Regions from separate parts of the Homo sapiens genome. Here region 2 is linked to region 1. The links are chromatin loops, found by intact Hi-C in ENCODE. Cell type or tissue: mammary epithelial cell. All regions are shown on one strand. Each heading gives the region's core, and the rest is flanking DNA. Links, peaks and the distances in the headings are about the cores only. Region 1 overlaps LINC01004 (long intergenic non-protein coding RNA 1004). Region 2 has its middle 50 kb from the start of SRPK2.

Region 1 (12,045 bases), core at 2,075-10,074:
CCATATGTTTAATCACATTCCCCAAAAGGAGAACTTCATAAGGCACTAATGAGTAATGTTTATTTTACGAATGATTTTACGGGAAAAATTACAGAGGATGTTTAAATTGCAAAAATACTCCTCCCCTTTTTTCTCCTCCACCGCCCCCCAAAAAAAATCCTTTGCAGTTATCACCTAAGCTTTTTGGGTGTGTGATTTAAAAAAAAAAAAAAAAAACCACAAGACCTACCTTAACAATTTAAGTATGCAGTATTGTTTCTTCTCAGCTGCCCAGTCTTTGTAATTCTTATTTCTTATGCAGAACAATTTAGCATTTGACCCTACTATCACCAAAAAAAAAAAAAAAAGAAAAAAATATATAGCAGTTGAGGGCAGTATACAAGCTTAGTAAGTATATTCTGGTACTTGCTTAGGAAGTAGGAAATGTGATCAGATTCTGTTCTCTACCATATGACACTGATTTGCAAGGCCCCGGGTACAGGACTACTGGTAAAAAGAACCCTGTAACTTCCTGTCACAGAGGGACACAGCAATATATATAAAACAGCATCTGCCGTAAATCTTTGGGGAACGTCTTACTAGATTTAACCAGCTAATTTTACTAGGTATTTAGGAAAGTGTGACTGCAGTTCAGGGTCTTTGTTTTTTCTTTTAAGACAGGGTCTGGCTTTGTTGCTCAGGCTGGAGTGCAGTGGCATGATCAAGGCTCATTGCAGCCTCAGCATCCCTGGGCTGCAGCGATTCTTCCACCTCGGCCACCCAAAACTGGGATTATGGGTGTGAGCCACCACACCTGGCCTCTTATATCTTGATTAAGGTCCTGTCTGGGCCTACAAAGGTTCAATTTGCTTAACCCCAGCACTTTCCCTCAACATGGAGGTCCTTAGTCAACATTAACCAAGGTAATAAAGAGTTGAAAGTTTTAATCATAAGTAGGTGGAGGAGCATTTAAACTGGTTTAATAAACTTGAAATATGAATACCTTAAATATTCGAATAACAAAGCACTGGTGAAACAGGTTTTTCTATGGAAAGACCACAATTTTCTATCCAGCACATTTCATTTGACTGGGTTCCTTTGTTTCTGTAATAAATAGGACTTTGAGAATTCCAAATCAAATTTGCACTTTTGCACAAAAGGTTCACTTGGTGACTCTCATGCCTCCATAAGTGTGTTCCATCTGATTCTGCACAACCTACTGCCTTCAGGGTATCCTGGGACCAGCCAAAGAGATGATTCCAACCAGTGGAATCATCATTAAACTAGTGGTTCTTAAAATATGGACACTGAGTCAACCTGCATCAGAATTACTGTAGATTCTGGACAAATGTACGAAGTCAACATCAAATCAGTGCTACATTTTGAAAAGGTAACTGTAATAAAAAGATTTTTTTGAGATACTGAAATTGCAGTGAAGACAATGTTCCCACCTTTTTAAAATGGTGTAATATTAGGTTCATTTATGGAATGTTTTATGAAGCAGATTTGTATTTTAACAAGCCTTTTAGGAATGCAGATATTATAGGGGATAACATGAATGGTGGTAAAGAGGGGGGCATATTTGAGCAATGATTTTTCAAGAGCTATGAATTTACAGTGCAATCCTAGCAGGAAAAGAGAGGGAGAAAAGAACATCTATTTTGAGCTGCAGACATAATTGCATCACAGCTGAGATTTCATAGTCCCCGTCCTCTCTATTCCTGTTGAATTACATGATTAAAGGTAACTATATATATATGAATATATGAAGATGTTTAATTGTTGCAGGTTGGAGAATTTGGGCCAGGGAGAATTCACTTGGCCAATGAGTTAAAAATGAGAAAAGGATTAGCAGTCATCAAAATTTCTAAGTAGTTAATTATCTGCATGGTGGGTTCAGTATAAACAAACATGGTACTCTCAAATGACTGTTGATGGGCTATTAAATTACATTAGTATCCTGTGAACCCTGGTCATAGCTGGAAAGGAGAATCTTTTGAGAAATGGAAAAACCAGGTTATTTGTACATAAGGAATATGTCTTTTAAACACCCCCAAAGTATAGATTAAGACGTGATTGATGAAAAGTCTCCATTTTCTAATGATGGTTTTATGAAACCAAAGTATTTACAACTAAGAACCAACCATCTGATCGCCAGTAGAGAGTGGAAAATAGGAAAGGGTAACGTCTCAGTATGGTATCTGGAGTAGTCTGGCTAGGACCATAAACTTCATTTTGTTTACAAGTTCCCAGAAAATAAGCCTGAATGAGCTTAGAGCTTAATACTTCCAGTGATGGTTCTCTCTTCCCTCAAGTATACAGATTAACTATTTTTGTGCCGTGGGCCTTTTGACAGCCCCCAAAAGCCCGTGGATCCCATCTCAGAATGTTTTACATGTGTATTACATAATGCTCACACATTCTAAATTTTATCTACCGACTCCTAGTTAGAAATCCCTTGCAAGGGGTGTTAGGGTTCTGAGAGAAGGCTGGTAAGTAATGAGGCTTTTAACTTATTTCAGTATCCTGTTCAGGTCGGGAATATGTTGTGTTCTAATTACTCTAGTTTCCAGCTCAATTGGTGTTGGAGAAACTAGCCCACTTATAAGTGGCTCAAATGAAAACCCACGGGGAGGCATTTTTCTTTAATAAGCAACCCTAAGCCCCCTTTGAAGTCAGTCTGACTAATCAAAAGAAAGAGGTTATATATCCCAGTTTTGACCTTTTGTGAAAATAGCCCTTTTACTGTATGTGATATATTATTGGCATCTCATTCTGCACAGTCCAAATGATGTAGACAAAATAGTGATTGGTATATAACTATGGACACCGAAGATCCACTGCAAGGCCTGCCGATCACTTTACACAGAAGGAGCCCCTTTCCTGAGGTCCGCTTGCTCGCTCGGGGTGGGGTGGTACTTTGCCCTAGTAAACTACCAAGCAGTCCGAACGTTCGCTCCTCTGGAAGACCGAGTTGTGGGCGGCTGCGCTGCGGGGGCAAACTCGCCGCATGCCCGCTGGCCAGAGCGAGTCGGGGCCTGGCGTTAGGGCAATCCAGACTGGCCGGCATGGTACAGGGCGTATCCCTAGCCGCCTTCTGTGTCATATGGGGCGCCGCCCTCCAGCCTAGGAGAGGCGGCCGCTAGGAGGGGCAGAAGGGCCTTGTCTGCCCCGGTCTGAATACCCCAGGCGGGGTCGGAAAGCGGGTCACAGAAGAGCCCAGTAAACTGCAGGGGTGCAGCTCGTCTCCAGGAACCGGCAACCCCCAGGGCCGCACAAGCCGGTAACAACCCATAATCCGATCCTGTCTTCGGGATCAGAAGAGAGGACAGCTGGCCCGCGCGCCAGCTCAGTTCCTCCTCCGCATTCTTCAGGAGGAGCCCCAGAAACGCACTTCCGCCGCGCGGGCCTGCCTCCACGCAGGGCGCGTCCTAGGCCGGTTCATTTCCGCCCAGCGCTTTCTGTGGCTAGGGGAGTCAGGGGTTTCCTTTTCCCTTATTCGGGCTCTTATGTTACCCCCGTTTTCCGTTGAACCCTTTTCTCCCCTCTTGCCCTCCAAAAAAGCAGTCTGCTGCCGCTCCCGACTTTTCTCGCTGAGACACCGTCAGCTCACTCCGAGCCCAGCACAGCGGCCATCTTCGGTAAATTCTGGCAGCAGCCCGCCTGTTCATTGTCCTGTGTGCCCAGAGGAAAGAACTACTCATTTTTCGTGATCAAGCTAGGGGAGGCAGGAGCAATAATGGCCCTGCTATAGGACTGGCTTTTATTTGAATTCCAACTCTTCTGCCACCTTAACCAGCTGTATCCAGATTTTAAAAGTTAATCTATCCGAGCCTCTTATTAAATATTAGGTTGATGAGATGATGCATGCAAAGCGCTTAGAACAGTACTAGGCATAAAGCGTCCGACATAAAGGTTAAGTAAAAGTAAGGAAAAGCTATGGGGATGTATTGAGTATCTCTTTGCCCAATGACGTATTAGTCGTATTAAATATGGAAAGTGCCTTTGATTCGCCGTGCCCATGGGAGAAGGCATAGGAATGGCCTTTTCCCACCTGTAATCAGAGAGCAGGTGTTTCAAGAACGCCTCAATATGTTTGCGATCTCTCACGCAGCCTTTCAGGCTCCTAATTCCTACGAAGTTTCCGCTTTTATTCAAATTGGCTCACTCCTTTTTGCAGGGCTTTGTACTGAATGAGTATTCTTTTAAGGGTGGTGGACAAGCAAAGGTTTGGTAGCATCACATTTTTAATTTCACAGGGAAAATGGGTATGAAACATCTTCCCAAGTACATCTTAGACTGCCAGCTGACAGCAAGCCATAATGCTCCCCAGCTCTTGGGCCCTACACCCCCTCTCCCCCATCCCCGCTTTAGTTCTTTGTCATTGCTCATGGACAGCTGGTTTGGGGACCAGGTGCAGATGATGGGAGGTGTCTGAAAAACAGCAAGTGAGAAATGCTAGTTTTGTTGTTTTAAGTTGCACTGATGACTCCAGTAGTTATCTGTGCTGCTTGTGATAATTTATAAGGCAATGATAACGAATTAAACATACAAAAGATTATTATCTTCCACAGGAAAAAAAAACTGCAAACTTGTGACACCATTTATGATCCACTTAGTCTTGAGATACTGAGTAATAGAACTTTCTCCTTTTAGGCTGAGTTATGAACTTCGGTTTGGTTTCTTTCTGCAATCCCTGCAGGGCCATAAATTCTTGGCCCTTAAGACTGGGTGGCCCATAACAGACTCAGTGATACCATCAGTAACCACAATTCACACTGGAGTCAAGTTATCTGATTCCCACACCAGTTGGAGAACTGGAGATTCCTTAGAACTTTTAACTGTCATGTTTTCAAAGTTGACATGGAAAATTTTACATGAAGCTTAAAAATACAACTAATCTGTGGTGATAGAGACGAGAAGAGTTAAGCTCTAAAATTAGAAGAGCAGTTCGTTTTGAGGCAGCACTGATTGGGAGGGAGCATGGAGTATATAATTACACATTTCTATGTAATGTAAAAATGTATAGATTTAAGATTTATGCATTTTATGTAAATTTTACTACAATAAAACGAAAATGAAAGAAGACAGATCATAGTTTAATCAAATATTGTGTACAAAGTAATTTCTGTTAAACATTTATATTTTTATGTGTATATGTATCTTTTACATGTATGTGTTAAGGATATGCATTAAAATGGTAATAACTTCCTCTGCCTGTTGGGATAATGGAGAGTTTTGTTACTTTTTGTCTTTTTTTAAAACATGTTCTTCAATAATAATGTATTGCTTTTGTAATTATGAAAAACAAAAGTTATTTTGTAAATCTTTGTTACTGATAAGAGATGGGTATTCTGTTAACTACTCAATTCTCATGTAGGAAAACAAAATAAATAATGTCTATTTGATAAATCGAGAAACAGAAGCATTACTTAGAAATCTGAGTTACCTCTAAAATAATGACTGGCATTTGAAGTTGAGGATGGGTCTTGAGTTCCTGTGATTTTAAGCTCTTGGATATGAGGGTTGGGTGAGTTCCTCTTTTTCTCTTTTAAAATATATGTATGTTTAACTTTGCTAAATAAAATTTAAAAGATGCAATGTATCTCAGTGCAATTTTTAAAAATTTATTTTCATCCAGGTTACTCTACCCTTTCCCTTTGTCATTCAGCAGGCAGAACAAGGAAAAATTAAACTTCTAACTGAAAGGAACTTTGAATAGCAATCAATATCAAATTAGAGACAAAATATAAATATTGCTCAATATAAAATGAGGGTTTTTCTTAATTGAGGGGACAGAAATACAGCTTCTCAGTTATCATAAATTGCATCTTTTTTGGGGAGGGCCTTTTTGGCTTGCATCCATTACCAATTATATATCTTTCACTACTGTGGGAACTGCATTATGGAAACAGCTAAAGCTTGTGTATTTAGCGCCCTCTAGTGCATTATCTTATAACTGATAATACTCCAAACAGCTAGAAAAAATGTAAATCTCAGTCCACCTCCCCTCTTTGCACCTACATGTTTCCTAGCCATGAGACATTAGGCTGTGACCTCACAGTAGTTCTTTAATCTCTAGGCTTCAATTTTCTCATTTGTAAAATGAGGACGATAATAAATACTAGATAGGGTCCTGAGAACTAACTGAATGGTCTATGCTTGTGACATGAATGCCTGGCACATAGTAGAAGCTCGATTAGTGCTAGCTACTCTAACATATAAATAGATCGAGTCAGTACTAACATGATTAAAGACAAGTAATCTTGACTCAGATGTCAGAATCTGCTAGTAGGAAAGTGGAAAATGTTAAAGAGGAACCAAAAAATAAAGAATGAAGGCCTGGGTTTGATACTCATCTTTGGTTCCCTTTTGAGTCAATTGATGCCAATTCTGAAGTCTGGGAACATGTTAAATTCCTTTGCATCCTTCACAGTGCATATAATTGCACACTGTCAACAAATATTTGTGTTAATATTCAAGCTAAATGGTTAGCAAACAAGATGAAGAATGACAGAAAATAATAATTAGTATAAAAATTTGTATTTGGATTCAACTTTCTGTTATTTGAGGCAGAAGCCAAATGCCATTTTTTGGATTGTAGCTTCGGAACAGGCTGTGGACAAGATTTGTGTTACCCGTGTGCAAATGAGCAGCATAATTATACTGTGTGTTTCATATGTTCGCTATGTGACTTTTGTGACTCATTACTGACAACGACAATAGTAGGTTCTAGAATCCTGCCGTCATCCATTCTCACCCATTTTCAGCATTGCATAGGCTATACAGCTAAAATTTACTTCCTCAGACACATTCCAAGAGATACCTTCTCTCCACATAGTCTACATGACCATCTATAGTTCTTTTCCTGCACTGACAGACATAGACTTTGGTACTTAATACCAGTACTTCTTGGGCTCTCCAAGAACCCAGTTGCTTGAGGAAAGCATTGGGTGCTTCTCACCCTGAGTCCCTGGAATCTTTGGTTGGGCCTGTATATAATAAATGTCCCCATTGCTTATTTTTCTTGTGTGCTTTATATTAGACATGTCACAGTGTTGTCTCTCCTTCCCTTCCATTGCCTCAGTGCTAAACCAGACCAATTTTCTCATGAAAGGTACATGATACAGGTAACCATGCATTGTGCCTCTATTAATGCTTATACATTATGCTAAGCATTTTACATCCACTACTTCTTTCACAACCACATCCAGTAATAGAGTATTCCCATTTTCCAGAGGGGAGAATTGCCCTAGTTCACACAGATAAATGGCAGAGCCAGACTTCCAACCCAAGTCTGCCTCTAGAATCTGTGGATTCAACACTGCATCAGAAACTCCAAAGGGAAAATTTTGAGTTGTCTGTCTCCAGAAATTCCTGCAAGGAAAATCATGAAGCTCCCTTTAGGCACTAAGCCATAAGTTCTGAGGCTTCATCCTTTTCAAGAAAACCCACCTACCTAGCCCTGATAATTATTAGAACTGCGATGACTCACATTTACTTGGCACCTCACAGTTTTCAAAGGTTGGCCCATGGGGTATCTCATTTTATTTTCCAGAAAATCTTTTGCGTTCATCATCAACTGAGTGTCCAAGCTGGTGAAGCAAGTTCTTTTCTGGCAGAAGATTGCAGCTCCTATTATTTACCCCCCAGGGGATAAACTGCAAATCCCAGGCCTTACAGCTGGGAACACAGAGCTAGCTGTGCAAGCATATAAAAAACCTTGACAAAGCAGGAGGGGGGTTCACATACTGGCTATCCTCATTACAGTGCATTGGGCAAGGAGCTCTCCCACTGGAAGCTGTATCACAGAACCACAGGCACTGCCTTGGCGGGCAAAACCACATTCAGCAGTTCTTCAATCAGCCAGGGCCTTCCCTGCCCGTGTGCTCATTCATTTATGCTACGCATGTGGTCTCTTATAATTGCTTTTCCTCTCCTTAACTCTCTTTTCATACCCCAGCCCCTACCCCCAACTCCCTCTTGTCCTTAAAAGCTTCTTCCTGCTTTACACCTTAACCTCTTTGTAGGATCCCAGTAAATGCCAAGGCTTGTGGGGGTGGAAGATTATAAATCAAAGCCACAGACACAGACATGGGGGAGGAGCCACCCAGGGGGTGGAAGGGCCACAACTTCAAAACAAATGAGCCTCTTTCATCCCAGTGGGATTTTTGTTTTTTAAGGTCTGCAGTTCCGGTGGGGCATTAAATCAGAAGCTATGGTTTCTGGGATTTATAGGAAGAACAACAACTAGAGAGTTGTCCATATGTGTTCCCTGAGTTTCAGCAAAACTTGGGGGCCTAGAGAAGTCCTGTTATTTTTAAAAAAGTGTCGTTTCTCCGTTAACAAAATAGGTTTCACATTTTAAAAGCAGCTTAAAGCATAGCATCAACCATTCTTCCTCCACAATTGAGAAGTTCCATTAAATGATAGAAGGGGTCAGATTTGAGATATCTGACTAAATATTATTTAAGAAAAGTTAAATTTTGTCAGTTCTCAATTATCTGTGCTAGTGGAGGGGATCCAGGGACAGAATTCCACTGGGACTTTAATTCACTTGTTGATTTGCATTTGGCATTATGAGGCATTTTAGTAATGAACACTTTAATATGGGTGTGCCTGCAGTTCTGGAAATTTACAACTGTTTATAGCAAATAACAAAGCTACTCAGTGAAGATGCTGACAGGGCTGGAATGCTGTCAAATGACTTTTCCAGCCTCTGGACCAACTCTGTTTACTGAGGCCTGGAAACAAAATAGGCTTTGGCTTCAGACAGGAACGTTTAAATCCTTAGACTCACATTATCAAGTAGTTTAGGAAAAAAAAAAAAATCCTGATGCTGCTGTGTAATTTTTCAGATTCTTCATTTGAAAAATGGGAAAAAGAAGTAATATCACGTACCTTGACCATGGTATCAGAGAATGACCTCAGAAGTTGTGAGGGAATTCTCAGACAAAACTTTGAAATATAATCCAGGATTCAATCAGGTATTATTTTAATCTTTAAGTAGTCTTGATGGGTTGCAAACTTTCATGAATAGAGGAGAGCTGCTAAGTACTTGGGTTAAGAGGGCTTGAGACCAACTCCGGTATAAATTGTGACATTCTGTCTATATAGTATAAAGGACGCTCAGCATAACCCAAGAAGGTCACAGACCAGAATCACTGGCTGAAACCTCTGGCAGTGACCAACCTCAACTCAAAAGGTAAGTATATTTTGTGTTCCTAAGAATCCAGAAAGTTCAAAATTTCTATTAAGAAGTTGCTGCTGGCCAGGCACAGGGGCTAACACCTATAATCCCATCTCTACAAAAAATACAAAGAAGCCAGGCATAGTGACAGGCACCTATAGTCCCAGCTACTGGGGAGGCTGAGGCAGGAGGACTGCTTGATCCCAGGAGGCAGAGGTTGCAGTGAACCAAGATTGTGCCACTGCACTCCAGGCCCAGAGCAAGACCCTGCCTTTAAAAAAAGAAAGAAAAAAAAAGTTACTGCTTGCTAGAAGACCTGAGACCTTCCCATAGCCACATGAATGGGTATGGAAGTAAATTTGCCTCCAGGAGAGCCTTCAGATGAAAAGGTGGAAGCCCAACACCTTGATTACAGCCTTGTGAGAGAACCTAAATTAAAGGCACCTAGCTAAGCTGTACCCGAGATTCCTGACCCAAAGAAATTGTGAGATAATAAATGTTGTTTAAAGCTGCTTTTAAAAAAAGAAGTTTCTGCTCTACGGTTTATCTTCAGTCAACTTATTCTGTGTGTTAATACGTGAGCCATTATAACTCTCAATACATTTGAATTTGCACTAAGTGGCAGATGTGGCCTTGAGTTCTCCACACTGCCCAAGAAGCCAGATGGCAAGAAGGCTCATTTAGGCAGCCCTCCTACACAAAACTCTGCACCACATGCACAAATTCTGAATTGTGTCTGTAGGAGGAGGGGGTGGTTAGAATCGGGCAGAAAGAGCCAGAAACCAAGTGCCCAAGCATTCATGATCTGCTGAAAATACCAAGTGAATTTCTGCAGTTTCCTTACCATCCATATTATATAACATGCCCTGGATTAAGGACTCATTCTTCATCACTGAGGTAGAATTGGGTCCTTGTGCCCATAAACAAAAGAAAGCTTGGCTAATGCAATTGTACATTCTTTCCAAAGAACACATTTGTTTTCAGATGAGGAAGTCAGAGCACTGTTGTGCTAAATGTTTAGATCTGGTATTACTTAGGATAGGGGTTGGACAACTGTAACAAACAGATGCCAAAATTGAGTAGCAGTTCAGTAATGTCAGGGGCCTGCTTTCCTTCTCTTGGTGCTGCCACCCTCAATACATGGCTTCTATTTCACTGTTTAAGATAGCTGCTCCAGCTCCCACCCTCACATCTGTGTTCCAGCAGAAAGGGAGAAAATGAAGACACTGTCCTCACTTTTAAGGATAACAATCTGGGCCAGGCACGGTGGTTCATGCCTATAATCCCAGCACTTTGGGAGGCTGAGGTGGGCAGATCGCTTGAGTTCAGGAGTTTGAGACCAGCCTGGGCAACAGGGTGAAACCCTGTCTCTACAAAAATAACCCAGGTGTGGTGGTGTGCGCCTGTAGTCCCAGCTACATGGGGGGCTAAGGCAGTAGAATTGCTTGAGCCTAGGAGACTGAGGCTGCAGTGAGCCATGTTCTTGTCACCGCACTCCAGCCTGGGTGACAAAGTGAGACCATGTCTCAAAAAAAAAAAAAAAAAAGAATCTGGATGTTGCATACATCACTTTTACTCCCATCTATGACCATATCTGGCTGCAAGGGAGGCTTGGAAACTGGATGACTCTGTATTCAGCTAAAAATTCCATTATATAAGAAGAAAAGTACAGATTGGAAGATAAACTAGCACTTTCTGCCAGGATTCCCTTCCTGTGGCTTACCCCTCCAAACATACCTGATTAATATTCAAACTGCTGGGCGAAAAGCCTATTTAATTCCCTATGTAAAGAACATGTTGAAAACTAGAGGCTTGTCCAGGTGCGGTGGCCCACACCCGTCTCTACTAAAAACACAAAAACTAGCTGGACGTGGTGGTGGGCACCTGTAATCCCAGCTACTCAGGAGAATTGCTTTAACCTGGGAGGCGGAGGTTGCAGTGAGCTGAGATTGTGCCACTGCACTCCAGCCTGGGTGACACAGCAAGACCCTGTCTCAAAAAAAGAAAAAAAAAAACTAGAGGCTGTTTTGCACCCTCTATTTTTTTGGGTAGCACAGGTAGTACATGTTTATTCTTGAGGGGAAAACAAAATACAAATCAGTAAGAACTTAAGAATTAACATCATGAGACTCTATACCCAGTGATAATAATGGTAGGATTTTGATGTCTTTCCTGATAGACTTTCCTGAAACAAATGTAGACATATATAACATACAATCTCATGGTGCCGATTTACATTATATAATGTCAATCACCACCATCGTGATGATAAATGGCCAGTACTATTGTGTATGTCAGGTGGGGAGAGGACTTTAAACCTAACCTGTCATACAATTGAAAGAAAATAGAAATTGGGAGAATTGGATTTCACTTCTACCTCTTCACTGACCAACTGACCCTGTGTCACCCTGAATCAGTAACCTAAGAAAATCTTTTTTCTTTTTTTAAGACAGAGTCTCACTCTATCACCCAGGCTGGAGTGCAGTGGCGCGATCTCGGTTCACTGCAACCTCTGCCTCCAAGGTTCAAGCAATTCTGCCTCAGCCTCCTGAGTTGCTGGGATTACAGGCATCCACCACCACTCCCGGCTAATTTTTTTTTTGTATTTTTGGTAGAGACAAGGTTTCACCATGTTGGCCAGGCTGGTCTCGAACTCCTGACCTCAAGTGATCTACTCGCCTCAGCCTCCCAAAGTGTTGGGATTACAGGTATGAGCCACTGCAACTGGCCCCCACAAAATCTTTTTTTTTTTTTTTTGAGACGGAGTCTCGCTCTGTCACTAGGCTGGAGTACAGTGGCTCAATCTCAGCTCACTGCAACCTCCGCCTCCTGGATTCAAGCAATTCTCCTGCCTCAGCCTCCCGAGTAGCTGGGAC
Region 2 (12,045 bases), core at 1,453-9,452, 460 kb before region 1:
AATCATAGTTATTCTCAGTTCCAAAATCTGTGACACCTAGCTGAGTCTGGTCTGATGCTTGCTTTGTTTTTTCTCTTGCCTTAAAACATAGTATGCCATGTGATTTTTGTGTAGAAATAGGTGCATTATTTATCAGGTAAGAGGAACTGAGATAAGTAAGCAGAGGTTTTGTGTTAATCTGGCTAGGAGTTGGACTGCGTTTAAATTTGTTGCTATAGGTGTTGGAGGCTATAGGTGTTGCTATAGGTGTTGCTATAGGTGTTGCTATAGGTGTTGCTATAGGTGTTGCTATAGGTGTTGCTATAGCTGTTAATTTATTCTAGTGTCCTAGTTTTTGTCTCCCATGTTGTCTTTGTGTTTCTCTAAAAACTCCTTAAATGGAATCGTTACCTTGCAACTCCTTCAGCTGTAATCCATTGTTATTATACGGCAATCACAGCTCCTTCAGCTGTCATTCATCGTTATTATACTGGAGCCATGTTGATGTGGTGGTAAGGTACACAAGGGAAATACAAATCATTCTATAATTCTATTATTAAAGCTCAGGCATGGCCGGGTGCGGTGGCTCACGCCTGTAATTCCAGCACTTTGGGAGGCTGAAGCGGGCAGATCACGAGGTCAAGAGATCGAGACCATCCTGGCCAACATGGTGAAACCCCGTCTCTACTAAAAATACAAAAATTAGCCGGACATGGTGGCAGGCGCCTATAGTCCCAGCTACTAGCGGGGCTGAGGCAGGAGAATCGCTTGAACCCGGGAGGCAGAGGTTGCAGTGAGCCAAGATCACGCCACTGCACTCCAGCCTGGCAACAGAGTGAGACTCTGTCTCAAAAATAATAATGATAATAATAATCATAATAATTAAAAAAATAAATAAAGCTCAGGCTTGTATCTCTGGACTGTGACTTTTTTCATCCTTAGGTGAGACAGAAAGGCTAGTGGGGCTGAATTTGGGTAACTTCCCCAGGTCAGATAAGGCTCTGATAACGTTTTTGCCCTGCTGACTAGGCCTTTGTTATAGAGAATACTGTGACATATTTTCGAATGGTTAATTTTCCTCTTACACTACCAGAAACAAGTGTTCCTTCCTGATTCTTTATAGTAAGAATCTGGTTGGGTTCCTAGAAGTAAAACCCACTAAGACTCCAACCCCCAGGAGTTTCTCACTCTTTTTTTTTTTTTTTTTTTTTGAGATGGAGTCTCACTCTGTTGCCCAGGCTGGAGTACAGTGGCATGATCTCGACTCAGTGCAACCTCTGCCTCCTAGTTTCAAGCGATTCTCCTGCCTCAGCCTCCAGAGTAGCTGGGATTACAGGCGCCCACCACCACGCCTGGCTAATTTTTAAAAATTTTTTTAGTAGAGATGGGGTTTCACCATGTTGGCCAGGCTGGTCTCGAACTCCTGACCTCAAGTGATCTGCCACCTCAGCCTCCGAAAGTGCTGGGATTACAGGCGTGAGCCACCGCAGGAGTTTCTCACTCTTATGCTGGTCCACACCCAGCCTTTAGCCATTCATCAGTTACCATGTAAGTATTCCTGCCAGTGTATGACTGCTCCAGGTAAACTGACCTCATCTGTGATTCTCCTTATTCTCCTGTCTCTCTGGATTTTGAGGTGATGCTTTGCCCTGCAACCTCAACTCTCTCATGGGTCCAAGAAAAATTATTAAAGTCATTGATTTTCAGTTTTTCAGCTTTCTTACTGAAAGGACGTGAGTGACAAATTCTAAGCTCTTTGCATGTCAGAAATGAAACTGGAATGTATTTTTTTCAAATATATATGTAATTATATATAATTAGTCTCTTCTAATTGGAATAAATGTCATAATGCTAATGCTTTTCGGTCACCATTATAGTAATCCTAAACCTAAAATACCTTGTCAAGAGTTTGATGTGATTTCTAATTTTTTCTCTATGTTTATGTGTTTCTGTATCTATATATATTAATATATATACATACACATATATAGATATGTGTATATATATCTATAGAGCTATGTGTGCACATATATACATATCTGTATGTGTGTGTGTATAAATCCACGTATACATTTTTTACATGGGTGTGATGTGTGTATAATGCTATGCTGTAACTTCTTTTTCCATTTAATATTCTCTATACTGTCTTTTCCTTTAAAAGCTAAATTTAGGGTGGGTGCAGTGGCTCATGCCCATAATCCCAGCACTTTGGGAGGCCAAGGCAGGTGGATCACTGGGGCCAGAAGTTTGAGACCAACCTGGCCAACATTGTGAAACCCCGTCTGTACTAGAAATTCAAAAAAAAATTAGCCAGGTGCAGTGGTGCGTGCCTGTAATCCCAGCTACTCATGAGGCTGAGGCAGGAGACTCACTTGAACCCAGGAAATGGAGGTTGCGGTGAGCCGAGATTGCGCCACTGCACTCCAGCCTGCGCTACAGAGCAAGACTTCCTCCAAAAAAAGATTTAAAAAAAAAAAAAAAGTAAGAAAATTAGCACGGTATGGTGCGCACCTGTTATCCCAGCTACTCAGGAGGCTGAGGCAGAAGAATTGGTGGAAGTTGCAGTGAGCCGAGATCACACCACTGCACTCCAGCCTGGGTGACAAAGCGAGACTCCGTCTCGAAAAAAATAAAAATAAAAATAAAAATAAAATAAAATAAAATAAAGGCTGGGCATGGTGGCTCACACCTATAACTCCAGCACTTTGGCTTTGGGAGGCTGAGACGGCCAGATTGCCTGAGTTCAGGAGATCGTGACCAGCCTGGGCAACACGGTGAAAGCCCTGTCTCTACCAAAATACAAAAAAATTAGCTGAGTGTGGTGGTGGGCGCCTGTAGTCCCAGCTAGTCGGGAGGCTGAGGCAGGAGAATTGCTTGAACCCTGAGAGGTGAAGGTTGCAGTGAGCCGAGATTGCACCACTGCACTCCAGCCTGGGTGACAGAGAGAGACTCCGTCTCCAAAAAAAATTAATTAATTAAATAAAATCTAGATTTATTTCAAATGAAGTTTACATTCAAGTGACAAAACTATTTTTCCTCAGTAATCTTGAAATTTCATCTATTCGTAATTACTAATTTTCTTCAATAAATATTGATGTCTCTTTGAATCTATAAATAAAATTTTGTATGGCCGGGCGTGGTGGCTCATGCCTGTAATCCCAGCACTTTGGAAGGCCGAGGCAGGAGGATCACTTGAAGTCAGGAGTTTGAGACCAGCCTGGCCAACATGGTGAAACTCCGTCTTCACTAAAAATACAAAAATTAGCTGGGCACGGTGGCACACGCCTGTAATCCCAGCTACTTGGGAGGCTGAGGCAGGAGAATCACTGGAACCTGGGAGGCGGAGGCTGCAGTGAGCCATGGTTGCCACCACTGCACTCCAGCCTGGGTGACAGAGCGAGACTCTGTCTCAAAAGAAAAAAAAAAATCTGTGATTCTAGGACAGGCATGGTGGTGTACACCTGTGATCTTAGCACTTTGAGAGGCCGAGGTGGGAGGATCACGTAAGGCCAGGAGTTCAAGACCTGCCTGGGCAACATGGCAAGACCCTGTCTCTAATAAATAAACAAATAAATACAAAAAAACATAAATAAGCCAGTCAGCCAGGCATGGTGGCACATGCCTGTAGTCTCACCTACTCAGGAGGCTGAGTCTGGAGGATCACTTGAGCCCAGGAGTGTAAGGCTGCAGTAAGCTATGATTGTGCCACTGCATTCCAGCCTTGGCAACAGAGTGAGACCCTGTCCTTGAAAAAAAGAGAAAATTTGTGATTCTATTTAAAACACAGGCAAATAAATCTTTAACTCATTTCCCATTAATTGCCTGAGCAAGTATTCAATTAACTTATGTCATTATTTTTCTAATTCCTCTATAAAATATTAACATATAATAAAAAAAATCTTTTGAAGGTTCAAGAGATGTTTTTGTTTTTGTTTTTGTTTTTGAGACAGAGTCTCTCTCAGTCTCCCAGGTTGGAGTGCAGTGGCATGATCTTGGCTCACTGCAACCTCCGCCTCCCGTATTTAAGTGATTCTCATGCCTCAGCCTCTCGAGTAGCTGGGAGTACAGGCCCCCACCACCATGCTAAAAATTAGCCATGCCCAGCTAATTTTTGTATTTTTAGCAGTGACAGGGTTTCAACATGTTGGCCAGACTGGTCTCGAACTCCTGATCTCTGGTGATCTGCCGCCTCAGGCTCCTAAAGTGCTGGGATTACAGGTGTGAGCCACTGCACCTAGCCAACAGATGTTTTAAAATACATTTTCTGGGGGCCGGGCGCGGTGGCTCATGCCTGTAATCCCAGCACTTTGGGAGACCAAGGCTGGCGGATCACCTGAGGTCAGGAGTTCGAGACCAGCCTGACCAACATGGAGAAACCCTGTCTCTGCTAAAAATGCAAAATTAGCCAGGCGTGGTGGTGCATGCCTGTAAACCCAGCTACTTGGGAGGCTGAGGCAGGAGAATCACTGGAACCCGGGAGGCGGAGGTTGCAGTGAACCGAGATCGCACCATTGCACTCTAGCCTGGGCAACAAGAGCGAAACTCCGTCTCAAAAAAAAAAAATTCATTTTTTTGGTAGCTACACTTTCAGACATATTTCTGATTCAAGATGGCAGACTAGGCCACGCGCGGTGGCTCACACCTGCAATCTCAGCACTTTGGGAGGCCAAGGCAGGTAGATCACCAGAGGTCAGGACTTCAAGACCAGCCTGGCCAGCATGGCGAAACCCTGTCTCTACTAAAAATGCAAAAATTAGCTGGGCGCAGTGGTGTGTTCCTGTAACCCCAGCTATATTGGAGGCTGAGGCAGGAGAATTGCTTGAACCCAGGAGGCAGAGGTTGCAGTGAGCTGAGATCACGCCACTGCACTCCAGCCTGGAGACAGAGCGAGACTCCATCTCAAAAAGAAAAAGTTGGCAGACTAAACACACGCCTCCATCTTCTTTCCTTCCCAAGGTCTCAATGAATTATGGAATTATAGGAAAGAGCCAGCAGGTGGAATCCTATCCATGGAGAAAAAGAAGAGGAAGTTGCACTTAGCCCAACACATGGTATGTAATAAAGGAAATCCTGGCAACTGGCAAACCCACGGTCAACAAAAAGAGCAGGGCTGTGCCAGGAAGCCATCTTTAGGGTAATTCATTAAGGAAGCATGCTTGGAATTACAGGGACTATCAGCTCCCTCCTATTCTCCTCTTCCACCATGATTCATTCAATGAATATTTGTTGAGCACATTGCAAAGCACTAGGCACTGTTTTGAGTGTTTTGCCCTCAGGATAAAGCGCATGAACAGTTTTCTAAAGCAAGTGGACAGGCAGCCCAAGGAGGGCACCCAGTGAAGTGCTTCATCCCCAGGTGAAGGAGAGCAGAGCTTGCGCTGCCTTTAGAACTCCATAGAAGACGTGGGTGGGGAGCAGGACAGGCAGCTCTGCCTAGGAAAGAAACACACGAAACCTGTTCCATTGGAAATACAACCCTCCTGAATTTAGCAATCGTGGGGTTCCCCAGACTGCTCACCCACACATCTTTTATTTAGTGAAGTATGCCCTGCCACTTACATGGAAGCTACCAGCTCTCCCCTCAGGGAGAGGCCTGCCGGAAAACAGATCACTGATACAGAAACACACACGCCCACCTCAGCCCAGACTAACCAATGGAGGGCTTTGTTCCTACCTATGAGTGAATGTCAGAGCTCGCTAAACAGGAGGAAAGGCCACAGAAGCATGGAGGAAAAGGACCGGGTAGGCCTGGTGGCTCACTTTGGGAGGCTGAGGCAGGTGGAGCTCTTGAGCCCAGGAGTTCAAGACCAGCCTGGCCAACAGGGTGAAACCTTGTCTCTACTAAAAATACAAAAAAAAAAAAAAAAAAAATTAGGCAAGTATGGTGGCGCATGTCTGTGGTCCCAGCTACTCGGGTGGCTGAGGTGGGAGAATCATCTGAGCCTCGGAAGTCCAGGCTGCTGTGAGCTGTGTTCACACCACTGCACTTCAGCCTGAGCAACAGAAGTGAGACCTGTCTCAAAAAAAAAAACAACCACAAAACAAAACAAAAACAATAATAAAGGACCAAGATGAACTAACTGAATAACAGACCCCCATCAGAAATAGCAATACCTCTGAAAGCAAGAGAATTTCAAATTGTCCTAATCAGTGTATACGGTATACTATGGCAGAATGCAAATGCGCTATGCCATGTATTAGTGTTAAGATACATGGCATAGTGCAAAAAGTCTTCAGTGAAAGGACATTAATCAGATAACTGAATGAGTGATTGCCAAAATACTGTAAAGGATTGGGAAAATGATCAAGGGGATTAGCTGTGAACCAAGTAATTGGGAGGACACAGTAGAGGAAGTCTCTCAGAACATAAATCATAAAGACAGCAGATGGAAGATATCTTAAGGTAAAGAAGGAGAGAACAGAGACAAGAGAGTGGGAAAATAAATAACAAAAGAAAATTTCCCCTAACTCAGGCAAAAATAACCCACCAAGTATCAAACAGGGCTAATTAAAAACATCTACATATTCTAGTGAGATTTCAGAAATCCAAAAGTCTTCAGTAGTGGGAGTTGAAAAACCATGTCACTTGCAAAGTATCCAAATTCAGACTGCTTTCAGATTTCTCATCACCAAGTGCTGGAAGGAATTGGAAAAACATCTTCAAAGATGGAGGAGAAAAGCGTTAGACCTAAAATGCTATACTTAACTAAGGCATCCATCAAATGTGAAGATAAAATAAAGATATTTTCAGACATAAAGATATTCAAAAAAGCCTAATCCTTCATGAGAAATTTTTTGAGGGGATTTTCCGAAAAAAAAAAAAAAATCTAAACAAATCCCAGAAAGGAAGATGACATGGGAGTAGCAACTAGAAATTGAAGTATAGGGCCGGGCACAGTGGTTCACATCTGTAATCCCAACATTTTGGGAGGCTGAGGCGGGAGTATCGCTTGAGCCCAGGAGTTTGAGACCAACCTGGACAACATAGGCACAGTGGCACATGTCTGTAGTCCCAGTTACTTTGGAGGCTGAGGTGGGAGGATCCTTGAGCCCAGGAGGTCAAGGCTGCAGTGGGCCGAGATCATGCCACTGCAATCCTCCAGCCTGAGTAACAGAGCCAGACCCTTGTGTTAGTCTGTTCTTACGCTGCTATAAAGAACTGCCCAAGACTGGGTAATTGATAGAGGAAAGAAGTTTAATTGACTCACAGTTCCACATGGCTGGGGAGGCCCAGGAAACTTACAGTCATGGCAGAAGGGGAAGCAAACACGTCTTTCTTCACATGATGGCAGGAAGGAGAAGTGCCAAGCAAAAGAGGGAAAAGCCCCTTATAAAACCATCAGATCAGCCGGGCATGGTGGCTCACACCTATGGTCCCGCCACTTTGGGAGGCCGAGGTGAGTGGATCATGTGAGGTCAGGAGTTTGAGACCAGACTGACCAACATGGTGAAACCTCATCTCTACTAAAAATACAAAAAAAATTAGCCGGACATGGTGGCGTATGCCTGTAATCCCAGCTACTTGGGAGGCTGAGGCAGGAGAATTGCTTGAACCCAGGAGGCAGAGGTTGCAGTGAGCTGAGATCACGCCACTGCACTCCAGCCTGGGCAACAGAGCTAGATCTGTCTCAAAAAAAAAAAAAAAAATCAGCTCTTGTGAAAACTCACTCGCTGTCATGAGAACTGCAGCATGGGGGTAACCACAACCATTATTCAATTACCTCCTACCGGTTCCCTCCCACGACACGTGAGGATTATAGGAACTACAATTTAAAATTAGATTTGGGTGGGGACACAGCCAAACCCTATCAACCTTGTCTCAGGGAAAAAAAAAAAGAAAAGGCTGGGTTCGGTCGCTCACACCTGTAATCCCAGCACTTTGGGAGGCTGAGATGGGCAGATCACCTGAGGTCAGGAGTTTGAGACCAGCCTGGCCAATGCCATCTCTACTAAAAATACAAAAACTAGCCAGGCGTGGTGGCACGCACCTGTAATCCCAGCTACTCGGGAGGATGAGGCAGGAGAATCACTTCAACCCAGGAGGCAGAGGTTGCAGTGGGCCGAGATCACGCACTGCGCTCCAGCCTGGGTGACAGAGTGAAATTCTGTCTCAAAAAAAAAAAAGAAAAGAGTAATTAAAGTACAGTAAAATATGATTAATGATGGAAATAAAAAATATGTTAGATATTGGTATTAGGAAGGTTCTCCTTTGATTGGCCAACTATTCATGAACTAAGGTTTTGTGAATCAGGATGTCAAAAAAATATAAACTAGGGTTATATATGTATATTTTAATTGGTTCCAGTACACTAGTTCTATAATAATAATGTTTGCATATTCACAGTTTTTATGATATTTCTTTGGTTTTCCTCTTTTAGGATTTATTCATTCATTCAACAAATGTTTGTTCAGCACCTATTGCATGCTAGGAACTGTTCTTGGGAATGGGAATACTCAATGAACACAGCAAAACCTCCCTCATGGACTTACTTTCTAGTGAGGAAACTATGATAACATTTAAATATTCTGGGGAAACACTGTTTCCCTAAATGTACACAACACTCCTGACATCAAATGTGTGGGTTTTTTCCTGCACCGACCAATCTCTGACCAGCTGGCTGTCCTCCAATGTAATGCAATTCTGACTCTATCCACCTGTAGTTTTTGTTGTTGTTGTTGTTGTTGTTGTTGTTGTTGTTGTTGTTGTTTGAGACAGAGTCTCACTCTGTTGCCAGGCTGGAGTGCAGTAGCACAATCTTGGCTCGCTGCAACCTCCACCTCCTGGGTTTAAGTGATTCTCCTACCTCAGCCTCCTGAGTAGGTGGGACTACAGGTGCCCACGACCACACCCAGCTAATTTTTGTATTTTTGGTAGAGACAGGGTTTCACTATGTTGGCCAGGATGGTCTCAATCTCTTGACCTCGTGATCCACCCGCCTCGGCCTCCCAAAGTGCTGGGATTACAGGCGTGAGCCACTGCACCTGGCCTATTCACCTGTAGTTAATGTCAGAACCCACAAATTAAAGAGTTCAGTCTCACAAAACTGCCCCGATTTCAGATGCTAATGGCAAGTCCAGACCTCCCACACTTCTGACCAACTTGCTACACATCACAGCTTCCTATGACATCCATGGGTTTGACAATTTGCTAGAATGGCTTGCAGAACTCAGGGAAACACTTTACTTACATTTACCAGTTTATTATAAAAGGTGCAGCTCAGAAACAGCTGACTATAGAAATGCATAGGGCAAGACTCGAGGGGAAGGTGTTCCATGGCCCCTCCGGGCAGAACACCTTCCCAGCACCTCAATATGTTCACCAGCTCAGAAGCTTTCAGAATTCAATACTTTTGGGGTTTCATGGAGCATGATTGATTAAATCATTGGCTCCTCTCCTTTGGGCATGGGGTGGGGCGTGCTGAAAGTTTCAGCCTTTAAGTCACATAACTGGTTCCCCTGGCAGCCAGCCCACATCCTGGGATTATTTAGGGGCTGTCCAAAGTCACTTCATTCACTTAAATTCAGGTGTAGTTGAAAGGGGCTTCTTATGAATTACCAAAGACACTCTTTTTACCTCTTTTCACTAAGGAAATTCTTTTTTTTTTTTTTTTTTTGAGACTGAGTCTCGCTCTGTCGCCCAGGCTGGAGTGCAGTGGCACTATCTCGGCTCACTGCAAGCTCTGACTCCCGGGTTCATGCCATTCTCCTGCCTCAGCCTCCCAAGTAGCTGGGACTACAGGCGCCCACCACCACGCCCGGCTCATTTTTTTTTGTTTATATTTTTAATAGAGACGGGGTTTCAAAGTGTTAGCCAGGATGGTCTCGATCTCCTGACCTCATGATTCACACGCCTTGGCCTCCCAAAGTGCTGGGATTACAGACGTGAGCCACTGCACCTGGCCCACCAAGGAAATTTTATAGGTTTTAGGAGTGCTGTGCCAGGAATGTGTGATGAAGACCAATTTAAAAAAATTATTATTATTGGGCCAGGCGCGGTGGCTCATGCCTGTAATCCCAGCACTTTGGGAGGCCGAGGTGGGCAGATCACGAGGTCAGGAGATCAAGACCATCCTGGCTAACATGTTGAAACCCTGTCTCTACTAAAAATACAAAAAAATTAGCCGGGCATGGTGGTGGGCACCCGTAGTCCCAGCTACTTGGGAGGCTGAGGCAGGAGCGTGAAACGGGGAGACATAGCTCGCAGTGAGCTGAGATCATGCCACTGCACTCCAGCCTGGGCGACAGAGCACGACTCCATCTCAAAAATATATATATTTATTATTATTATTATTATTATTATTATTTTTGGTGTGGGTTTTTTTGTGTGTGTGGTGGAGTCTTTCTCAGTCGCCCAGGCACAGTCGCCCAGGCTGGAGTGCAGTGGCACGATCTTGGTTCACTGCAACCTCTGCCTCCCGGGTTCAAGCAATTCTCCTGCCTCAGCCTCCCAAGTAGCTGGGACTACAGGTGAGGGACACCATGCCCAGCTAATTTTTTTTTTTTTTTGAGACGGAGTCTCACTCTGTTGCCCAAGCTGGAGTGTGGTGGCTCGATCTCGGCTCACTGCAACCTCTACCTCCCAGGTTCAAGCGATTCTTCTGTCTTGGCCTCCCGAGTAGCTGGGACTACGGGCATGGGGCGCCACCACGCCAGGCTAGTTTTTGTATTTTCAGTAGAGACGAGTGTCACCATATTGGCCAGGCTGGTCTCAAACTCCTGACCTCGTGATCCGCCTGCCTCAGGCTCCCAAAGTGCTGGGATTACAGGCATAAGCCACCGCTCCCAGCCTTTTTTTTTTTTTTTTGAGATGGAGTCTCGCACCATAGCCCTGGCTGGAGTACAATGGTGCGATCTCTGCTCACTGCAACCTCCGCCTTCCAGGTTCATATGATTCTCCTGCTTCAGCCTCCTGGGTAACTGGGATTACAGGCACACACCACCACACCCAGCTAATTTTTCGTATTTTTAGTAGAGACAGGGTTTCACTATGTTGGCCAGACTGGTCTCGAACTCCTGACCTTGTGATCTGCCCGCCTTGGCCTCCCAAAGTGTTGGGATTACAGGCCTGAGCCACTGCACCCAGGTAATTTTTGTATTTTTTGTAGAGACGGGATTTGGCCATGTTGGCCAGGCTGGTCTCGAATTCCTGGCCTCAAGTGATCTGCCCGCCTTGGTCTGCCAAAGTGCTGGGATTGCAGGCATGAGCCACCATGCCTGGCCGAATTTTTTTAAATTATAATTAATTGTATCATGAATATATAATATTAAATCTTGATAAATGCTATAAAGAAAATTAAACAGTAAGGGAATGAATGGGGTGGAGAGGAAGAGTTGCCTTTTTAGATAACTTTCTCAGGAAGATGGCGTCTGAGCTGAGATCTAAATTAAGAGTAAGCCATGAAGAGCAAATGGAAAGGTCCTGAGGCAGAAACATTCATGGCCTGCAGTAGCAAAGAGAAAATGTAACCTTAGACAGAACTATAAATACAGCATATAAATATGATGTCTTGACAAGTAAGATAATATTTTAACTAGCAAAAATGTGGAGGAGGCAAAAATAATAAAGACAGGCCAGGTGCAGTGGCTCACGCCTGTAATCCCAACACTTCAGGAGGCAGAGGTAGGTAGATTGCTTGAGCCCAAGAATTCGAGACCAACCTGGAAACATAGTGAGACCCCATCTCTACAACAGATAAAAAATAAGCCAAGCATGGTGGCACATTCCTGTAGTCCCAGCTACTCCAGAGTTTGAGATGGGAGGATGGCTTGAGCCCAGGTGGTTGAGGCTGCAGTGAGCTGCAATCATGCCACTGCACTCCAGCCTGGGTAACAGTATAAGACCCTGTCTAGAAAGGACAAGACAAGACAAGACAAGAATAAATGCATTAACTTAGCCGGGCGCAGTGGCTCATGCCTGTAATTCCAGCACTTTGGGAGGCCGAGGTGGGTGGATCACCTGAGGTCAGGAATTTGAGACCAGCCTGCCCAAGATGGTGAGATCCCATCTCTACTAAAAATACAAAAAATTAGCCAGGCATGGTGGTGGGCGCCTGTAATCCCAGGTAC

The links. Hi-C counts contacts between places; a loop is a spot of excess contacts. Peaks named below come from ENCODE experiments on the same cell type or tissue, not always from the same donor. Only the 100,000 strongest peaks of a DNase experiment are listed, where the experiment ranks them.
Region 2: a loop joins it to region 1, with 4 times the contacts of the local background. A loop is called at or near these places in 17 of 110 quality-filtered maps.

Annotation. Positions count from the first base shown.
Region 1 is chr7:104,975,282-104,987,326 of GRCh38, reverse strand. It overlaps LINC01004 (long intergenic non-protein coding RNA 1004), which reads left to right. Exons shown (of 1, transcript NR_039981.2): 1 at 1-5,580. Among named protein-coding and RNA genes, the nearest start is that of LINC01004, 9.9 kb to the left of the region's middle. RefSeq lists enhancers at 1-321, 3,113-3,412, 3,713-3,802. In mammary epithelial cell, for the core only: CTCF peaks have their summits at 3,122 and 5,918 (motif pointing left); DNase peaks (open chromatin) are centred at 3,106 and 3,236; H3K4me3 peaks cover 1,746 bases; H3K27ac peaks cover 6,150 bases.
Region 2 is chr7:105,432,749-105,444,793 of GRCh38, reverse strand. No RefSeq gene overlaps it. Among named protein-coding and RNA genes, the nearest start is that of SRPK2, 50 kb to the right of the region's middle. In mammary epithelial cell, for the core only: a CTCF peak has its summit at 4,958 (motif pointing right); a DNase peak (open chromatin) is centred at 5,503; H3K4me3 peaks cover 204 bases; H3K27ac peaks cover 1,912 bases.